Linked DNA regions of Homo sapiens: region 1 is linked to region 2. Evidence: read pairs that join two places in POLR2A ChIA-PET (ENCODE). Cell type or tissue: GM12878. All regions are shown on one strand.

Region 1 (2,500 bases), 480 kb before region 2:
GAGGCTCCCTTTGAAATCTAAAGTGCTTAGCTTCTTTAGGGTAGCTCCACACCCTTTTTAATTCTTCTGTAAAATGTCTATCTAGCCTAGAGAAGTGGAGTCTCACTAGACATGGTTCTGAGAATAATAGCTATCATTTACTGAGTGCCTAATATGTGCCAGTGCCTTACCTGCATTACCTGCCTGAGTTCATACTGCCTTCTAACAACCCTATGAGACAGATACTGTTATCTCCATTTTACAGATGAGGAAATAAAGACCCAGAGAGGTTTAGTAACTTTCTGCAGGTCACAGAGCCATTGAAAGGCAGAAGTGGGATAAGCATTCAAATCAATCTGACTCCAAAACCCCTTCAGTAACCATTGTACTACTGCATGTGATGCCCTTAGATTCTCCACTTTTCCTCTCCCTCCCCAAGCCCCCAGTTTGGCTTGATATTGGAATCATCCCTTTCTCTCCTTGTTCTTTACTGGCTGGAATTAATAGAGTACTTTCGGTCTGAAACTGGCCTTAAAGAATCTTTGTCCGTGTGTATCACACTGCAATGCAATAGACGCAGAAATCTGGGCACTAGAAGATGTTAACTTTGGATGCCTCCTGTTTTATATGCATATGATTAAACCAATGGGGAAAGAAAGCCCTGAAACTTTATTACAACATTTTTGTAGTATTAAATTTGACATATTAAAATGTGTTATCATTTTAATATCTTTAAAGAGCCTGAGGAGACTCTCAAGCCTTAGACTGTAAATAGCTAACAGCTTTGAGATGAGCTTACATAGGAGTCAAATGATTGTTCCAAGATGGCTGTTCTAATTCTGCAGAGCTACCGTAGTATTCAGCCTACTGCCTGCCAAAGGCAAGGGGCCTTGCCCCTCTCTTCCTCCTCCCTGCTTTCCTCTTTGTTAAGAAGTAACAAAAATATACTGCCCAACACCCACTTTCTTTTAGAACCAACACATATTCCTTCTGGCTCACTCCCTCTATAAAATGATTTGTCAGCATTTTGATCTCATTAAATAAAAAGTTTTACTTGGTCAAACTGGGAAAGTTTATGAAGTTAGCCCTTCCATCCCATCATCTGCTGTGGCCACAGTTGTTGACTGTGAAATAGCTCTGTGGGTGTGGTCTACCAAGTATCCCAATAGCATTTCTTACACTGTGGGCTATGGACCCAAAGGTCTGGAAGAGTTGTTTTCATAGGGTCACACTAGAACACTGGCTCTTTCTGGTTAAAAGCTTCCCTAGCCTTTCTCCTCCAACTCTTAACACATCTCTCATGTTTCTTTCCCCCCTGCAGAAGTATAGAAACCTCCTCTTTTCTTTTCCTCTGCACTCTCCTCATCTGTCTCCAAGTCCCCATTGTGCCATGTTTCTCCTACTTCCTGTTTCCTTTAACCACTAACTTCTCACGATTTTTAAAATCAAGCCTATCCAATTCTAAAAGGAAATTGAAACCCTGCCCACCAAAAAAGTAAAACTAGGGGGAAAAAGCCATAGTAGGAGGTATAATGTTATGATCTTCTCTCTTAGCCCTACACATCTGTAAAAAGTAATCTTGCTCCGTACTGCAAGACTAGGGCAGCCCAGTCGCCCACTCCCCTTTTATTCTCCCTCCTCACATTCCCCTGTCCTTTTCTAACCCACCTTCCCACTTAGGGTCTAATTTAGCCAATTTATACACTCGCCAAGCTTGCAAAGGTTTTGGTTCTCTCCTTTTGGGTGTGGAATGCTGGTGCCACAGGGGCTTTCAGAAACAATTTAGTAAGTGATAGACTTGGAAGAGTTCAAAAGCAGCTCTGGGAAGACATCACTGATGAGTCTCTGCTCTTAGCATTTTGTTGCCTCTTAGAGGCTTAGCAAATAGCAGCATTTGATCCATAATCTGCTCTTTCTTGGTACCCAGAGAGGCAGCACAAGGGTAGACCTTGAGCAAGTTACTTAAACTCTGAGCTTCTGTTGCCCTTTCTGTAAAAAAAGGCAAAATAATCATTCTGACCTCACATTGTTGCTATGAGGATTCAGTTAGTTAATTTTTAAATTTTTTAAAATTAATGTGTTTATTTTTTTGAGACAGGGTCTTGCTCTGTCATCCCTGCTGGAGTACAGTGCTGCGATCATGGCTCACTGCAGCCTCAATTTCCCAGGCCCCAATTATCCTCCCACTTCAGCCTCCTGAGTAGCTGGGACCACAGCTACTCCCACTTCAGCCTCCTGAGTAGCTGGGACCACACCTGGCTAATTTTTGTATTTTTGGTAGAGGTGGAGTTTCACCATGTTGCCCAGGCTGGTCTCAAACTCCTGAGCTCAGGGGATCTACCTGCCTCAGCCTCCAAAAGTGCTGGGATTACAGCCATAGCCACTGCGCCCAACACAATGACTTAATATTTATAATACACTTAGAACAGTGCTTAGCATGTAGTAAGCACTAGATTAAATAAATGTATAAAATGAAGGAAGAAATAATAATAGTGTTTTTCTTTTAATTCATGCATGAAGA
Region 2 (2,500 bases):
TTTATTTGGCATACAGTTCTATGAATTTTAACTTATGAATTGATTCATGTAACCACCACCATAATCAGGTAACAGAACAGTTCCATTACCCCTCAAAAACTCCCTCATACTATCCCTTTGCATTCATACTTTCTCCATCTCTAGTCCCTGACATCCACTGATCTGTTCTCTATCATTGCAATTTTGTCTTTCCCAGAATGTCATACAAATGGAATCATATTGTATGTTTGATTTCACGCAGTATATGCCTTTGATATTTAACCATGTTGTTGCATGTATCAATAGTTCATTCCTTTTTATTGATAAATAGTATTTCACTGTGTGCTTATACAATAGTTTATCCATTTTCCTGTTGAAGGGCATTGGATTATTTCTAGCTTTGGGCCATTATGAATAAAGTTTCAATAAACACTCATGTACAGGTTTTTGTGTGAACACAAGTTCTTATTTCTCTTTTTTTTTTTTTTTCGAGTCTCGCTCTGTCGCCCAGGCTGGAATGCAGTGGCACAATCTTGGCTCACTTGCAAGCTCCGCCTCCCAGGTTCACGCCATTCTCCTGCCTCAACCTCCCGAGTAGCTGGGACTACAGGTGCCCACCACCACGCCCAGCTAATTTTGTTTTTGTATTTTTAGTAGAGATGGGGTTTCATCGTGTTAGCCAGGATGGTCTCGATCTCCTGACCTCGGGATCCGCCCACCTCGGCCTCCCAAAGTGCTGGGATTACAGGCGTGAGCCACTGCACCTGGCCAAATTCTCATTTCTCTAGGGTAAATAACTAGGAGTGAGATTTCTGGGTGATATGGTAACTGCATGTTGAAATTAATACAAAACTGCCAAATCATTTTCCAGAGTGGCTATACTATTTTGCATTTCCAACAACAACATATGAGAGTTTCCACTAGCTCCACATCCTCACCAGCACTTAACAGTATTACTGTTTTTTTGTTTTAGTCATTCTAATAGGTATGTGGTAGTCTCACACTGTGGTTTTAGTTTGCATTCCTCTAATGGCTAATGATGTTGAACATCTTTTCATATGCTTATTTTCCATCTGCATATACTTTTTGGTGAAGTGTCTATTCAAACCTTTTGCCTATTTTTTAGTTGGGTCATTTAGTTGGTCATTTTCTTACTGTTGAGTTTTGAGAGTTCTTTACATATTCTGGATATATAAAGTTCCTTTGTTGCTTATGTGACGTGCAAATATCTTCTCATGTCTGTACCTTATCTTTTAACTCTCCAAGCAAAGGATCTTTCACACAGCAAAAGTTTTTCATTTTAATGAAGTCTAATTTATCAGTTTTACCTTTTGTGGGTCATGCTTTTGGTGTCACAGCTCAGAAATCTTTGCCTAACCCCAGGTCATTAAGATTTTTTGTTACCTTCTGAAAGTGTTATATTTTTCATGGTCTGTTGTTAGGTGCATAAATGTATATAACTGTTCTATCTTCTTGCTATATTGAGCATTTTATTAATATATAATGTCCTTGTCTCTTGTAACCTTTTTTTTTTTTTTTTTTTTTTGAGACGGAGTCTTGCTCTGGCACCAGGCTGGAGTGCAGTGGCGCGGTCTCTGCTCACTGCAACCCCCACCTCCTGGGTTAAAGCGATTCTCCGGCCTCAGCCTCCTCAGTAGCTGGGATTACAGGCATGCGCCACCACACCCAGCTAATTGTTCTATTTTTAGTAGAGACGGGGTTTCACCATGTTGGCCAGGATGGTCTCGATCTCCTGACCTCGTGATCCACCCACCTCAGCCTCCCAAAGTGCTGGGATTACAGGCATGAGCCACCGTGCCTGGCCAGTTGTAACCTTTTTTGATTTAAAGTCTATTTTGTCTAATATTAGTATAGCCATTCCTGCTCTCTTTTGGTTACTATTTGCATGAAATATCTTTTTCTGTCCTTGTACTTTCAATCTGTTTGTGTCTTTAGATCTAAAGTCAGTCTTTTGTAGGCAACATATAGTTGGATCAGGTTTTTTGTTTATCCATTCTGCCAATCACTGTCTTTTGATTGGGGCACTTAATTAACATTTAAAGTAACTACTGATGAGAAGGGACTTAATTCTGTCATTCTGTTATTCGTTTTCTAGATGCCTTAGAGTTGTATTGTTCCTCATTTTTCTATACTACTATCTTATTTTGTGTTACTTGATTTTCCATAGTGAAACATTTAAATTCCTTTCTCATTTTCTTTGGTACATTTTCTTTCTATACTACAACTACAGTAGTCCTTCCTTTATCCACACAGGATATGTTTCAAGACCCCCAGTAGATGCTGGAAACCAGGGATAGTACTGAACCCTGCATGTACTATGACATTTTTTTTCCTTCAGAATTTCATGGATAAAAGTTTCATTCATACTATAGATCCTAGCAATATAAGCATATGATTCTTCTTCCTTGTTGAGAATTTTCACCTTTTCACTTGAAGCAGTTTACTGCTTTGTTCTCTCCAAATTGCCAGCATCACTACTCTTGCATTTTGGGGCCATTAT

The links. Peaks named below come from ENCODE experiments on the same cell type or tissue, not always from the same donor. Only the 100,000 strongest peaks of a DNase experiment are listed, where the experiment ranks them.
Region 1: POLR2A ChIA-PET joins it to region 2 with 8 read pairs; 8 of 35 experiments call an interaction of 5 or more read pairs at or near these places.

Annotation. Positions count from the first base shown.
Region 1 is chr14:68,319,699-68,322,198 of GRCh38, forward strand. All of the region lies in intron 8 of RAD51B (RAD51 paralog B), which reads left to right. Among named protein-coding and RNA genes, the nearest start is that of RAD51B-AS1, 360 kb to the right of the region's middle. In GM12878, no CTCF peak of the experiment used is centred here; no DNase peak of the experiment used is centred here.
Region 2 is chr14:68,797,890-68,800,389 of GRCh38, forward strand. No RefSeq gene overlaps it. Among named protein-coding and RNA genes, the nearest start is that of ZFP36L1, 6.1 kb to the left of the region's middle. In GM12878, no CTCF peak of the experiment used is centred here; no DNase peak of the experiment used is centred here; H3K27ac peaks cover 164 bases.